3 separate regions of the Homo sapiens genome follow, and all the other regions are linked to region 3. The links are chromatin loops, found by intact Hi-C in ENCODE. Cell type or tissue: B cell. All regions are shown on one strand. Each heading gives the region's core, and the rest is flanking DNA. Links, peaks and the distances in the headings are about the cores only.

Evidence for each region. A loop is a pair of places that touch in the nucleus more often than their neighbours do. Peaks named below come from ENCODE experiments on the same cell type or tissue, not always from the same donor. Only the 100,000 strongest peaks of a DNase experiment are listed, where the experiment ranks them.
Region 1: a loop joins it to region 3, with 4 times the contacts of the local background. A loop is called at or near these places in 32 of 110 quality-filtered maps.
Region 2: it touches region 3 in a loop (2.1-fold over the local background); 17 of 110 quality-filtered maps call a loop at or near these places.

The regions. Positions count from the first base shown.
Region 1 is chr11:83,060,544-83,065,982 of GRCh38, forward strand. The region is part of intron 1 of RAB30 (RAB30, member RAS oncogene family); the gene reads right to left. Among named protein-coding and RNA genes, the nearest start is that of RAB30, 8.6 kb to the right of the region's middle. In B cell, for the core only: no CTCF peak of the experiment used is centred there; DNase peaks (open chromatin) are centred at 1,608 and 2,828; H3K4me3 peaks cover 4,326 bases; H3K27ac peaks cover 5,000 bases.
Region 2 is chr11:83,246,998-83,252,436 of GRCh38, forward strand. It overlaps ANKRD42 (ankyrin repeat domain 42), which reads left to right. Exons shown (of 11, transcript NM_001300975.2): 11 at 946-1,974. The coding sequence ends at 1,207. Among named protein-coding and RNA genes, the nearest start is that of CCDC90B-AS1, 36 kb to the right of the region's middle. In B cell, for the core only: CTCF peaks have their summits at 3,180 (motif pointing left) and 3,384; a DNase peak (open chromatin) is centred at 3,184.
Region 3 is chr11:83,190,382-83,195,820 of GRCh38, forward strand. ANKRD42 (ankyrin repeat domain 42) reads left to right here and starts at 3,331. Exons shown (of 11, transcript NM_001300975.2): 1 at 3,331-4,347. The coding sequence starts at 4,290. ANKRD42-DT (ANKRD42 divergent transcript) reads right to left here and starts at 3,288. Exons shown (of 3, transcript NR_149009.1): 1 at 3,086-3,288; 2 at 674-787. RefSeq lists enhancers at 3,038-3,257, 3,318-3,427, 3,948-4,307 and a silencer at 3,562-3,740. In B cell, for the core only: no CTCF peak of the experiment used is centred there; DNase peaks (open chromatin) are centred at 3,300 and 4,010; H3K4me3 peaks cover 3,155 bases; H3K27ac peaks cover 3,599 bases.

The sequences.
Region 1 (5,439 bases), core at 174-5,173, 130 kb before region 3:
TGCACGGGGAGGGATAGAACATTGCAAAAAATTCTCACCACAAGTGTTTAACTTGAATCTAATAATGAGAAAACAATCAGACAAATCCAATTCACAGACAACAAACTTGGAATCTTCAAAAATTTCAATATCATAAAAGGCAAAAAAGGCAAGGGTACTGTGGTGGTTAATTTTAGGTGTCAACTTGATTAGATTAAGAAATACCTAGAAACCTAGTAAAGCATTATTTGGGGGTGTGTCTGCAAGACTGTTTCCAGAGGAGATAAGCATGTCTCAGTGGACCAGGTGTGGAAGAACCACCACCAATGTTGGTGGGCACCATTCAGTCTGCTGGGGGCCTGGAGAAAACAAAAGCAGAGAAAAGGCGAATATGTCAAGCTGTCTGCTGGAGCTGAAATACACTACACTCTTCCTCTCCTGTCCTCGGACAACAACTCCAGGCTACCTGGCCTTTGGACTCCAGGACTTAACACCAGCAGCCCCCCAGTCTCTGGGTCTTCAGCCTCAGACTGAGAGTTCCACTGTCAGCTTCCCCAGTTCCAAGGACTTTCAACTTGGACTGCACTAAGCTACCAGCATCCCAGGGTCTCCAGCTCATAGACAGCCTGTCATGGGACTTCTCAACCTCCATAATCACACGAGCCTATCGCCCTAACAAATCTCTTCCCACCTCTCTCTCTCTCTCTCTCTTTCTCCCTCTCTCTCTGTCTATCCATCCATCAATCCATCCATCCATCCTATTGGTTCTGTCTCTGGAGAACACTGACTAATACAGGTAATATGCTACATTAAAGGAAACTAAAGAACACAACTGTATTGGGTAAGTAGTCTTGATAAGATTCTGGATCAGAAAAATTTTTTAAAAGTTATAAAGGACATTGGAACGACTGAGGAAATCAGAAAAATATGATTGTTTCCATGTAATGGTATTGTGATTACATGGGAGAATGTCCTTGTTCTTAGGGGATATATGCTTAAGGGCCTAGAGACAAAGCATGGCGATATCTGCAACTTACTTTCAAGTGGTTTAGAAAAAGTATCTGTGTGTGTGCACACGTGTGTGTGTATGTGTGTAAAGACAAAAGCAAATTAATCCAGATAAAAGGTACATGGAATGTTTTTCGTTTGTTTTTTGTTTTTTTAGGTGGGATTTTTTTCTTTCTTTTCTTTTTTTTTTTTTTTTTTTTTTTAAAGATGGGGTCTTACAACGTTGCCCAGGCTGCTCTTGAATTCCTGGGCTCAAGCATTCTTCCTGTTCCTGAGTAGCTGGGACTACCAGTGTGCACCACAGTGCCTGGCTTCACTGTACTATTTTTGCAATTGCTCTAAAGGTTTGAAAGGTTTCGAATTAAGTTGGAAAAAGAATCAAATAAAACATAAACCACCTGGCACCCAGTAGATGCTATGACAGTTCACATTATGGCTCCAGTGAACAAAAGGTCTACAGAAAACTCTTCCCCCGTGCCTGAAAATAACATGAACCATATGAAAGTAAATGCCACCAGACGGTCCTGGCTTCATGAAGCTTATATTTTCAATCAGAAGGCAAGGCAAGAACAGGAAGCAGCTACAGAAACAGTATAGTTTTGGTTTCAGAAAGCCTACCTAGGGTCTATATCTGCATTTTTCAGAGTGGGAGGGGAGGGCTAGGTCATGTCGAAAAACAAAACAAGTTTACTTAACCTTACTGAAAATTGGTTCCTCATTTGTATGTAAAAAATTGAGCTAAATTCTACTGCCTAGAATTGAGATAATAAGACAGCATCCACAATACAACTTTGTAGAGCATCTTTTATTGAAGACTCTCATTAAAAGATATTAGTTTCCTACAATTAAAGTGGTGAACAAGGAAAGCACTCAGATGGTTCCACCTTTGTTTTTTTATCAGAATACCCAGCACAGGACCTTGCATTTAGCACACAAACACTGGCTGAAGAAGGAACAATTAGACAACATGAGACAGAATTCCTTTCAAAAAGTCATTCAGCCTACAAAGGCCACTGGAGTTAAAGGAAAGACTAGTATGAACTTGCTCAGTTTGAGAGTTTGAGACATGAACCCTTTGACAACAGAATATATTTATGTGCACATAAATTTGCCAAAGTCCTTTTATACACAACATCTCCTTTGAGCCCCACAATAATCCCCATTTTATAGATAAAGAAACTGAGGCTCAGCCAGGCATGGTGGCTCACACCTGTAATCCCAGCACTTTGAGAGGCTGAAGTGGGCGGATCGCCTGAGGTCAGGAGTTTGAGACCAGCCTGGCCAACAAGGCGGAACCCCATCTCTACTAAAAATACAAAAAAATTAGCCAGGCATGGTGGTGGGCACCTGTAATCCCAGCTGCTCGGTAGGCTGAGGCAAGAGAATCGCTTGAACCCAGGAGTTGGAGGTTGCAGTGAGCCAAGATTGCGCCACTGCACTCCAGCCTGGGTGACAGAGTGGGACTCCGTCTCAAAAAAAAAAAAAAAAAAGATAAGTTGTCCACGTAGCAAACAGCTCAAATTTTTTGTTTGCTTCACCCAGCCACAGTGGCTAAAGAGTGAAAATAATTCATGGCTGCGATCCTCACAATCTCTTCCCCAGGGTTCCTGTTAGGGCAAAGTGACTCACTGATGGCCACTCCTAAGCTCACACCTGCTTCTCTAAAGAAAAATGCCAAAAATCTGCCCTTTGATTGCTTCTACTGAAATTCAGAAAAATGAACACTCGGGCCTTTTAACCACCTGCTTCAGATATTTTAAAAGTGGAGCTTAAATTCTCTTTGCAATGTGGTTGCATGACTGAGATGTAGAGGAAGTGAGCAGAAGATATTTTCATTTCAAGGTTGATGACGTCCACATTTTAGTGAAGTTAACTAACCGTAACTAGAAAATAAAATTTTTCTGCAGAATTCTCTGGGGAAAACTCTTGACTGCTTTATTGTTTCAGTTCACTTTTTAAACACTGTACTGTGTTGCAGGCAGGGATAAAGTATTTCTCTCTTCCAGGGATTTCTACATTATTTACACATCAACTTTTATTACCACCATCACAAAAACCAGCAGGAACTCCGTAGTTCAATTTTTGCCCCCGTTCTGTTCACCCTTCGCAACTAGCTTCCCTTAGTAAAAGAGTTCAGCCCAAGTGGCTAATGGACTTGGCAAAGGTATGTAGAGTTAGCCCTCTCAACATTGCTGACAAGAATTTAAATCAGGGGGCAATGCTAGTGCCCTTGGACTCAGCATTTCTGCCCCCTGAAAGATATCTTACAGAAATATTCCCACAAATTCATAATAAAATGAGGTACTCAAAGGCTCACTGTAGCACAGTTCCCAACAACCATTAAAACAGGTAAGTTGGAGCAATATGCAAATACATGGGGGAAATGCCCAAAATATATTAAGTAAAAGAGAACAAGCAGAATTACATGTGCTATAATAATATTGCTAGTACACATATGGGGAAAAATGACAGAAGAATACACATCAAAATCTAACAGTTGATTATCTTTGTGGGTAGAATTAAAGAGGACTTTCCCTATACAGTCCATGTGTTTTTCTGTAATGAATTTTAATTAATCTTATGTTATTTCTTTCTTTTCTTTTTTTAAGACAAGGTCTCATGATCAGGGCTCACTGCAGCCTTGACCTCTGGGGCTTAAGGGATCCTCCTGCCTCAGCCGCACCCTTCCCCATAGCTGGGACACAGGTGTGCGCCACCACACCCAGCTAAAAAATACAAAAATATCTTCATATTTTTTGTAGAGACAGAGTTTCACCATGTTGCCCAGGCTGGTCTCAAAGTCCTGGACTCAAGCAATTCACCTGTCTCAGCCTCCCAAAGTGTTGGGATTACAAGCATAAGCCACTGCGCCCAGCCAATCTTATGTCAATTCTAGAATCAAAAAACAAATTTGAGATATATATTTAGGTACCTTTTCCCTTCGATTTGGGAACAGCTAATGTTCCTCCTGCATTGCTCCCTCTAGTAATGTCACACATAGAGTGCCAGCTGTAGAAGTTTCCAGTCACAGAATACAGGATTGTATTTAGAAAGGATATAAAACAACACTTACAATGTCCCAAAAAGTGGTATCCCAGCCCATAGGCTGATTAAATACTTGAAATGACCAGGAAAATCACTACCTCCTGAAGCAGCCCTTGATGTGTTCTAGCTTTGCTATGACATTCCTGAAGACATTCAGGAACGCCAGCTGATCATATACCAATATCTACAACGTGTCAGGTTAAACAAATGGAATCATTATCACATCCAAGAAAACTAACATTGTTACTGATTATCTAATATGTAGCTCCCATTCAAATTTCCCCGATTATCCTGAAAATGTCTTTTGTAGCTTTTTTTTTTAAGTCCAGGATCCAATCTAGGATTACATGTTCCATTTGGTTGTCATATCTCTTTAGTCTCCCTTAATATAGATTGTCGTCCCTCATACCTTCCATTTTTGTTGTCTTTCATGCGTGACATTTTTGAAGATCATAAGCCAGTTATTTTGCAGTATGTCCCACAATCTGGATTTGTCTGATTATTTATTTATGGTTAGATTTTTTTTTTCTTTTAATAGAGACAAGAGCTGGGCACAGTGGCTCACACTTTGGGAGGCTAAAATGGGAGGACCACTTGAGCCCAGGAGTTCAAGACTAGCCTGGGCAACATAGTGACAGTTTGTCTCTACAAAAAAAAAATTTAATTTAGTCAGGCATGGTGGTGCACACCTGTGGTCCCCACTGCTCAGGAGTCTGAGATGGGAGGATCCCTTGAGCCTAGGAGGTAGAGGTTGCAGTGAGCTGTGATCACACCACTGCACTCTAGCCTAGGCAACAGAGTGAGGCTCTGGAAAGAAAGAGAGAAAGGAAAGAGAGAAAAGGAAAGGAATGGAAAGGAAAGGAAAGGAGAAGACAGAGTCTCCCTATGTTGCCCAGGGTGGTCTTGAACTCCTGGGCTCAAGTAATCTTCCTGCCGTGGCCTCCCAAAGTGCTAGGATTCCAGATGTGAGCTACTATGCCCAGCCCCATGGTTAGATTTAAGTTAAGCATTTCTGGCAAAAATTCTACATCAGTGATGTTGTGTACTTCCCATTGAATCAGGTTGTGTAGTTACACTAAATTATCTTTTTCCTCATTTTGTCACTGTGGATACTAAACAAGCACCACCCAATAAATAAAATGTTTAAAAGGATAAATAATGTTAAAAACAGCTACCATGAGCACCAGCTATACCAAGCATAGTGTCAGACATTTAAAACACATGATCTCATCATGTGAACCTCCCAACAACCTTACAAAGAAACAGAGGCTCAAAGAGATTAAGTAATTTGCTCAAGGACACACGCGTATGATACAAAAATATGTGCATGTACGTATGAACTCCAGCACATAAATATGTATACGTATACAATTTAACATGATCTCAAAGGTTCATGGTCTTCCTGAG
Region 2 (5,439 bases), core at 143-5,142, 57 kb after region 3:
TGTGGCAGACTGATTTTTTTGTTTTTGTTTTAAATCAGGAGCTTTCTTGGTATCTCACAAATCATATCATATAGGTGGCTGTCCACTGCCTCTATACTGTTTGAAGTGTTTTGAGATGTAGATTTTTTTTTTTTTAGTGTTAGCCTTGGTCTAAGAGCCTAGCTGAAAGTTCTTAGATTCCTTGTAGTCTAGAAAAGTACCTCATGGTGGAAAAATTATTTCCTACTAATGACTTTTTTTTTTGTATTTTTAGTAGAGATAGGGTTACACCGTGTTGGCCAGGCTGGCCTCAAATTCCTGGCCTCAAGTGATCCACCTGCCTCCGCCTCCCAAAGTGCTGGGGTTACAGACGTGAGCCACCGCGCCTGGCCTCCCTTTTATTCTTTAAATGATTCTATCACATTGGCTTCTGTTTTTCTTGTACTTCATCAGGCATCCTTCTACTTTAGGGCCTTTGCACTTGTTCCTTTTGTCTGGAATGCTTTTCCTCTAATGTCTACAGGGTTATCTCTCTTATTTCCTTCAGGGCTTGGCTTAGAAGCCCCCTTCTCAATAAAGCCTTCCCTAGCCACTGTGTATGAAATGTTAAGCCCCTCTTCCACAACATTTTATACTACTCTTTCCTGCTTTATTTTTGTTTTCTCCTTTAGCACTTATTACCTTCCAACATACCATATATTTTACTTATTTATTTTCCTTGTTGTCTGCATATCTCTATTACTAAAGTAAGGTCCAGGAAGGCAGATTTTGGGCCTTTTGTTCACCACTGTATCCCCAATACCTAGGTCAGTGCTCATTCTTAGTAGACCCTTAATACATATTTGTTGAATAAATGATTTCTTTGTTTTATTTGCCTTAAATACAATGTATGAATGCTTTCCACTACTAAAAGTAATTATTAGTTGACATTGATGATTGATTTTTAAAAAATTTTGTTTTTGATAGGACCATCAAAGAACTGCAGGGCCAGCTGGAGTATGAACGACTACGTAGAGAAAAATTAGAATGTCAGCTTGATGAATATCGAGCAGAAGTTGATCAACTCAGGGAAACACTGGAAAAAATTCAAGTCCCAAACTTTGTGGCTATGGTTGGTGTCCTTTTTAATACATTTATTTTTCTCAAGAAGTATATACAAGAGTGGCCAAGAGTACAAGCTTTGGGCTGGGGCTCTTTGGACTTGAATCCTGGCTATAGTCTTTTTTGATTTGGGCTACTCATTTAACCTTTTTGTGCCTCAACTATAAACTGGAGATGATAACTTATACTTTCTAGAGCTGATGACAGGATTAAAGGAATACACACACACACACACACACACACACACACACACACACACTCTATATGTAACTATAACTTTCTAGATACATACACACATCTGTCTATCTATCTTCAAACAGCAGCCTAGTTCATAAGTATTATTGTTAACATTGTACCATAGAAGGAGAAAATGTTTTCATAAGTAATCAATCAGAATTCTAAGACAGCTAGAGGATATGTATATTTTAATATTCTAAATAACCAAAATAAAGTGCTTTGAATGGAATCCATATTTTCTTTCCATAGGGAAGTTTCTTCATCAATCATCATGGATGAATTAATTCTGTTTGAGGCTTGTGTCACCTCAAATCTGATCTATTAATATTATAGAATCTTCCTGGCTTCTTTTTATTTTGCACAAACTAGTCATTGGTCTCTTTAATAACCACTTTAAAAATATTAAAATAATAAAACATGTTTGTTGTATAGTGTTAAAAACAAGATAGATGTTCCTTCTGACACTAAGTTCCACTCTCCAGAGGAAGCTATTGTTAACAATTTAGTACATACCATATTAGACAAAATTCTATTTATCTGCAAACATGTATGTGTATTTCTATGCATATGCAAATATAACCACTTCCTCAGTTTCTCTGGGTTTTGGTGTCTCACCAGTGGTTGATTTTCCAAGAAATATAATTAACTATAATAATTAATCTATTCTCTTCATTTTGCAACCCTCTTCTTGTACGATCTTTAGCACATGGGGAAAATTTAGTATCAGAGAGGCCAGCTGTACAGTCATGTGTTGGTTAGAGGGCTAGAGGACACAGCACCATTTATAACTCACTGCTTCCAATCAAATCTGTTACCCCTCCACCTTGTGGCAGGGACTCTGTGACTCCCAGTCTCCTCAAAAGTAGAAAGGTAAGTTGTAAGTTGTTGTTCTTCGTTTTTTCTTTTTTTGGACAGGGTGTTGCTCTTGTCACCCATACTTCAATGCAGTGGTGCCATCATAGGGCACTGTAGCCTCGAACTCCCTAGGTTCAAGTGATCCTCTTGCCTCAGCCTCCCAAGTAGCTGGGACTGTAGGCATGCACCAACACACCTGGCCAATTAGTTTTTTTGTTTGTTTGTTTGTTTGTTTTGTAAGGACGGGATCTTGCTTTGTTGCCAAGGCTAAGTTGTTGTTCTTCAGCTGCCTAGGTGGGACAATCTTTTGGGGTGGTCACGCAAGCTGCACATTTTCTTTTGAGCCATTCCAAACTGTCTACTTTAGGAATGTTTCTGTCTTTTAGCTATTTAGAAATTCTCTTTGCTTACTCAGAAGCATCTGTTCTCAGGTTGGATCTGGTTTCATACTTCACAGTTTTGCTTCCCTAAAACTTCACTCTACCAACAATGTGTAGGCTTTCAGGAGAGCTGTCTCAAGGTCCCTGTGCTCAGAGTTCATTTTTTTTTGCATTCTTGCTTTAGGTTATACCTAATTTTTGTAAATAAGCAAATGTCACTGAGCTTTCATGGCAGCTGCAACTCTGGCACTGCTTATTTTCACTTGCAAAAGCTTGAATCTCAATTTCCTCATCTTTAAAATGAGGAATAATAATACCTACCTCATGGAATTGTATTGATGTTAAATGGAATATTGTGTAGAAATCCTGAATTTGGTTTCTAGCACGCAGAGGTATTCACTATATAGTAGTAGTCATTGTATTATTTACTCCCTTTCTTTTTTTCCATTTTCTATATTACAGATGAGTTGACATGGTCAGTGGATAAATAAATGTGTAGAGCCACATGCAGCTAAGGATAGGAAGAATTTATCTGGGAGTCTAATTATATGTAATGTATAAGTAAAATGAACTTTTCGTTCAGGATTATAAATACGGAATCCTCAAGAAGCTCTGACTAAGTCTTTCTCCTGCCACCTTCTGGTCAGGACCTATGATTGCATACTACTGTACCTTAAGATCCTCGGCCCCCAACATAATCTGCAATAGTATAATTTTTACTGAGAAAAAAAATTATTCGAATAGTTTCCTAGGATAGTTTGACATATATAAAGCACTTAAATGGTTTTTTGATAACAGCTGTTTTTATAGCACTTTCTCAGATATTATCTCATTTTAGTCTGCATCAACCCTATGAGGAGGTAGAATGATATATATATTTTTGATCCCATGTTATAAATGAGAGGGCAGAGGCTCAGAGAAGTTGAGAGTCTTGTTAGAGCATACAGCTAGTGTAAGGCAGGAGCAAACTCAGAATCTCTGTCTCCACATTATATTTTTCTAATACTTCTGTGGAAATGACTATCAAATCCATACTTAAGTACTGTGTCCCCACTAGGGATCCCCACCTGTATTTCCCACTGCTCGTCAACTGGACATTTCCACCCGAAATTCCTGGTGGTGCTTGAATTAAAAAAAAATGTCCAGAACCAAGCTCAATATCAAGACCAGATTCTCTCCCCTATCTCTGCATTTAAATTAATGGCATCACTATTTTCTCAACTACCCAGTCTTGGACTCTTAATGATTAGCCATGTTTTCTCCTTTAGATCATACAAAAAGCGAGTCCATCCTGTAGGTAGGAACATGTTCTCTACTTTCACTGCTTCCCTAGTTTAGGTTTCTATATCTTTCTATCTGAACTACTGTGATAGAATTTTGGTATTTACTCCTTCCCTATCCAAATCCATTTGACTCACAGTGGTCAGCTTGATTTTCTTGTCACTCCTTGGATTGAAAATCTTCCTTACCTGAATAAGTACTGATTCTTCAGTTTGACATTCAGCCTTAACCTACCTCACCAACTTTATTTTTGTCTGTTCTCCTATATATATATTAATAGCTTATTTTTTCTTAAGCTACCCTATGCTTTCCCATCATTAAGCCTTTGTTCAATTTGTCCATATACCTTGAAAACTGCCTGTTGACTCTGTAAAATCCCCTAGGAGCCATCTCATTTATCACCCCTTTCCTAGTCTCCCTGGTCACACGTGATCTCTCCTTCTATCAAGCACCTTGTACTGGTCTGAGGGCTTCTCGTCATCTGTATCACAGCATGATTGGGCACTTACTTTACCCGCAGTACTGAAAATCTAAGTTTTATAAGATCACTTAACTTATGTTAATAACATCATCTTAGTCATCATTAACAACAGGTTTTGAGTATGTTGGGCTTAGTGTTAAGACTTTATATTCAGCAGATACCATCTTCATTTTATAAATGAAGAAATCAACTCTCAGATAAAATAAACAATTTATAAAGTTACAAAGCTTGTTAGATGGCTAGCCATGATTTCAACCTGTCTAGCCCCAAGTCTATGCTTTTAACACCACTTGTTACTGCTATTATAAACCCCTCACATTCCCTCTTTCTGTGCTTTTAAGAACATTTATTTTGAAAATTTTTCTTTGAAAACTTTTGATGATAGCTTTTTAATTTTAGTAAATTAATTTAGTAAATTAATTTTAGGGTTAATTTACTTATGAAAACTTAAAAATTGGTAAGAATTTTGTTAAAATGTTACACTATAAGTTCAAACATATATTTCAAGATATGTCTTAAATTGGAAGTTGAGATGATAAAATATAACGTAGGATATCTTCATGACCTTGGGGTAGGAAAAAAATGTGTAGACTGGACTTCATTAAAATAAGACTTCAGTTCATCAAAGATTATATGAACAGACTTGAAAAGGCAAGCCAAAGTGTAGAAAAACATATTTCCTTTCTTTCTCTCTGCTTTTCTTTCTTCTCTCCTATCTGAAAAAGAAGTTGTATCTAGAATATATAAATCAACGTGAAAAAGACAGTCCAGTAAAAAAACTGGGCAAGACTTGTGTAGGCATTTCACAAAAGAAGATATCCAAGTGGCCAATAAACATGAAATTGTGCTCAAAATCACTGGTTATCAGAAATGTAAATTAAAACCCAAACAAGATACCAATATATACCCATCAGAATGGCAAAAATTGAAACAGACGTTACCAAATGCTGGTGAGGATGTGGAACAACTGGAGATTTTATACACCAGTGGTGGCAGTGTAAATTGGCTACCACTTTGGAAAATTAATTCCTAGTGGAATTAGTACATGTTTCTTTGTGTACACAGATGGACACCAAAAATATATAATGTTCTTGTCAGCATTATTACATATATCTCTCAAACTAG
Region 3 (5,439 bases), core at 189-5,188:
AACCTCCTGGGCTCAAGCCATCCTCCGTCCATGGGCTCCTTTGTTTCCAATACCATTTTTTTTCCTTTTCTTCCTCAGATTTGTTGAGTTTCTATTTATTGTTCTTTTCAAACACCAGCTAATTACTATCATCAATTTTATTTGCTATTTCATTAACTTCTGCTTTTATTTTTATTATTTTTGAGACGATTTTATTGAGAAGACTTTATAATCTTGCTCTGTCACCCAGGCTGGAGTGCAATGGCATGATCTTGGCTCACTGCAACCTCTGCCTCTCGGGTTCAAGTGATTCTTCTGCCTTAGCTTCCCAAGTAACCAGAATTACAGGTGCACGCCACTACACCTGGCTAATTTTTTTATTTCTAGTAGAAACAGGGTTTCATCATGTTGGCGAGGCTGGTCTCAAACTCCTGACCTCAAGTGATTCACCTGCCTCGGCCTCCCAAAGTGCTGGGCATGAGCCACTGCACCCGGAGTCTGCTTTTATTTTTAATTCCTTCTATTTTTATTTTGGGAGATTTTACTTTTTCTGCTTCTCTGTTACCTGTTTCTGTTTCCTCTTCTAATCCTTCCTGTCATGTGTGTATCCTTTAAGGATTTGTCACGTGCTGTCTCATTTCCTCAGTAAATTTATCTACTACATATTGTATAGTGAAAAAAATAAAACCTTTACCATTATTATGTAAGTGGCTATAAACACTATATTAATTTGGAGTCAGTCATAGTGGGTTCCAATTCCTCAACTCCTACTTGTGTGATCTTGGTCAAATCTGAGCTGTTTCTTCATCTGTAAAAATAAAAATAACAATACAGATTAAGTTGGGTATTATTTGCAAATCATTTATCACAGAAACTGGCCCACATGAATAACTCGATAAATGCCTGGTATACAAAAGGCCTCAGCTGCCCCATGTCTTGTTTTGTTTTTTCTTTGAGGTGGAGTTTTGCTCTTGTCGCCCAGGCTGGAGCGCAATTGCGCGATCTCAACTCACTGCAACCTCCGCCTCCCAGGTTCAAGTGATTCTCCTGCCTCAGCCTCCCGAACAGCTGGGATTACAGGCTCCTGCTACCATGCCTGGCTAATTTTTGTATTTTTAGTAGAGATGGGGTTTCGCCATGTTGGCCAGGCTGGTCTCAAATCCCTGACTTCAGGTGATCCGCTCACCTTGGCCTCCCAAAGTGCTAGAATTACAGGCGTGAGCCACCGCGCATGACTCAGTTGCCCCATCTCTAAAAGTGAGGGGATTAGGATGACTAATCCCAAATTCACTTCCAACAGTGAAAAACTTTATCTTCAGCCTATTAGTTCACCTGCCTGACAGTTAACTCATCAACCCACCCACACAACAGTTACTAAGCCCTTCTCTTAAATGAAATATTCTAGACATCAGAAATGCCAAGATTTTAAGATACAGTCCCTACCTTCCAGAAGCTCAGGGTCCTTTAGGGGTGAGGAAAAATTGTTAAACAGATAATTATAATACAATGGGATAAGTGATCTAATAAAAGGTTGTGGGAATTCAGAGACTTTGAGGAGCTCCTGCAGAAAAATTCAAGACCTATTTTGGAATCCTAAGTCAGGTATTTATTATTTACTAGTGAAGGGGGAATTAATGAATTTTATAAGTATATTAGTCAAGAAGTTTATTCTTTTCCTTAGAGGTAGAATGAAATATAGCCCCCCACCCTCCGGAGGCCTGGGTTAAGAGAGAATATTAACCGCTTATTTCTCCTCTACGCACGGAGAGGCTTATCTGTGTTCCACCGTTTCACGTTCCTTGAGGCACCACGAGTTCCTGCTTCCCTCCCTAGCGCGCTGTAAAGTCACAAGGTTGATAAGCAATTGCTACAAAAGCATGCATTCCCAAGGATGTAAGACATGTGGTGTAACAAATGTAAAAGAATAATTAACTGCCTTTGTTCTTGCTTCTGCAAGTAGGCTTCCTGTAGCACCAAACTCCCGCCACAAATTGCTTAAAAGGTGATTGATCCCTTTGTTCCGGGCTCAGACTTTCTGGACCCCAGTCCGACTGAGCCAGTGATCACCTTAATAATAAAGGGTTGTCCTGAATTCTGTTTGGCCTCTCCCGTCTCTATTTGTCCCGCAACACTAGCAGTATATCCTCAGGCAATTAACTTTTTTTTCCCTTGTTTCTCTCTCTGTAAAAAGGAAGAGGAATACTTATTTTGGCAGGTTATAATAAGAATTGAGTCAAACTCATTTATGTTGGCATAAAAAAATGAACAAGAAAATATAAAGCACTTAGTACAATGCCAGGCAGATCATAGGAACTCAGTAGATGGCAATTGTAATATTACAAAAGGTGATGGAAGTCAAAGACAATTTACTGTACCTCAAGAGAGTAGCGGTAGGATCAGAAGAATTTCCCAAATGTGTTCACAGACCAAAACTGGGGGAAAAGCAGGGTAGTTTCCTGGTAAGACGAACAGCACATGACAAGGCAGAGATATTAAAAAGTAAGGTACGCTTCCAGGACGAGTTCATTATTCCTGAAGGGAGAAGGCAATAAGGGTGGAAAAACTGGGCCGAGAGGGGAATCCAGGTTGGTGATGCCCCTGGAGGGCAGGTAATTCTTACTAATTTCTGTATTTTCTGCTGCTGGCACAAAACGTGACCCATACGTTTGCAACAAATGGTGAAATAATTCATTCCTGTTGTTAAGCAATAGGGTTGTAGAAATATTTGAGCAGTAAACATGCTACAGTGAAAGGATTCTCGGATTTGGAGTCAGGAGACCTGAAGCACTCTTTTGACTAATGACCTGTGTTTTTTTACTGGTTTTACAACTTACCTGCTGCCTGGCCTTACCAAAGTACTGATATATTGAGTCTCTTGACCCATAAAACAGGGGTAACAACTAACAAGCGATTATTAAAGAGTTGGCGCTAGTAAAGTACGCAATAAAAACAGCGGCTGCAGCTGCTAAATTCTCCTTTAGGTCTTTTTCCATACTTGCGAAATGACAGGGCAACAAATTTCCTTCCAACCACCACTGAGAAAGTATACCACGTTTGCCCAAGGACAAAAAGGCCCCGCCCGGCCCGCGCCACACAGGTCACCTACGCAGAATGCAGTCCTGGGGGGTTCCACTTGTGTCGCTCAGCGATGGAGGGCGCGATCGATGACAGGCCACTCCAGAGACGGACCTAGATAGGTTCGCATGAGGCCGAGCCGAATTTCACCAAAAACCAGTTTACACCACCTCCCGATTTGTCCACACGAAAAGCCATGGAATAGCTGAGGGAAAGGAAACCGGAAGTAGCGTGGGCCGTGAGGAACGGGAAATGACCTCAGCACGTCGGAAGTGTACTCGTTTCCAAGGCGACGGCCCTGCTGCCTCTCCAGCCAAGTGGCTGGAGTCGGGAGGCTGGAAAGAGACTCCGAGAAAGTACCAGCGGAAGGCGGCCGCCGCTACGGCGATTCGCAGGGAGTAGCAGACGAAGACGGTGGCCGCCGCACTAGCCACCACGTGTGGAGGATAAACGGTCTACACGGCCATTCCGGCGCCGAGTCTAGGGAAAGAGTTAGCGACGACGGGGAAAGAAAATGTGAAGAGAGCGACCGCCGCTCCAGGGTCGCTGCAGGAAGCCTAAGTGCAGACGCCGGCTTCTCCCGCAGTGACTTGAGAAGGGTCAGTGAAAACCTCGGCCACTGCCGCAGCGTCTCTAGGGAGAGAGTTAGGGGAGATAGTGGCCACAGTCACAGCTGCTCTTGGGAGAGAGTTAGGGGAGACAGCACCTTCTGCAGCAGCGACGTGAATTTTAGTGAAGTTGGAGGCCACCAAACTACCGACTCCAGGGGAACAGCCAGAGAAGACCGAGGCCTCCGCCTCAGTGGTCCTTGGGAGGGAGTCAGTGACATTCGGGACCCGCGAACTAGTGACTTCGGGGATAGAGTCAGTGACGATCGCAGTCGCCGCTTCAGTGGCTCCTGGGAGGGAGGGAGTGTCGAAGGCGGCCACAGCGTTGGTAGTTCTTGGGAGGAAGTAAGTGGAGACCGCGGCTACGCAGCCAGCGACTCCTCTGGTGTGAGCGGCAGTGAAGACGCCAGCTACCGCTTCAGTGGCTTTTGGGAGAGAGAAAGTGAAGACGAAGGTTTCCGCTGCAGCTTCTGGGAGAGAGCAAGAGAGGACCTTGGGCCCCGTCCTAGTGACGACGGAGAAGAGGGCCGCTGCCGCTGCAGTGGCTCGTGGGTGAGAGCAAGTGAAGACCGCCGCAGCATCAGGGGCCTGGACTCAACTCCTCCCCAGAGTCGGAGGTGTTGCGCCATGCCCGGGGTGGCCAATTCAGGCCCCTCCACTTCCTCTAGGGAGACTGCAAACCCCTGTGAGTCAGACTGTCATTGGCCTTCATCTCTGTCGTATTCCTTTTCTCACTTAAGCCCGCAACAGCCTTAGCCCTTTCTGGCATTTCCTTTTCTCAGCCGTCACTCCCCCCTTTCCCTTTTTAATTTATTTTCAGGGGATACCAAAGCTGTTCAGCTCTCCCCTGTTCTGTATTATTTCCGCTTTCTTTCCTTTTTTCCATCCACACTATTCCTCCGAGTCTTCTTGCCCAGCTTGACATCAACTCTTGTTCAGTCTTAATGGACGGACCCTTTTAAGTTCTTCCTTGACTTCCCTGCAGCATTTGACCCTGTGGAGGTGACAAATTAGTACTTACTTAGTTTTCTTCTTTCACTCCATTGAGTGACCCTTTCCCTTACCGTTTTCTTTTCTTCTGCCATCTTCTTAAATGCAGCTTTTACCCCTTGATGATGCCATCATTGGTTCTCTTTTTCTTGTCATTTACTGTGACTTCAGTCCTACTGGTGGCCCTCAAATCGGTTACTCATTCAACCATCCAGTAAATATTTACTGCATATGCCTACTTTGTGCTCCGTCTTAAGGAACTTAAGAAGACAGGCACATTCTTTACCTTCTAGTGAGGAAGATAAATGCTGAGCAAATAATGACAAGTGAGATCAGTGTTATAAAGGACGGTAGAATGCCACTGATTCCAGTAGGGGGTGAGTATGGGTGTCAGAAAAAGCATTCTAATACAGAGACACACGTAACACTGAGACCTGAATTCCGTATCTCTCCTCGGAGCTGCAAACATATATATAGATATCTCCCTTCTGGAAATTTTCCTTGGGTACCTCAAGAGCAGCATGTCCAAAATGTAATTTTATATCTATATATCCTCTCTGTCCTTCAGTGTTTGCTGTCTCAACTAATGGCACCACAGCACTCAGATGATAAAGCCACACACCTTGGAGTTATCTTATTACTTTTCCCTTGTTTCACCCACTGTATCCATTCCAGTTTAGTTCATTCTAATTTTATTAATATTTGTTGAATCTTTCTCCTTTTCTTTTCCCAGTGTTCAGAGTCTCATTTTTTCTGGTCTAGACTATTGTAAACTGTATTCTTACAT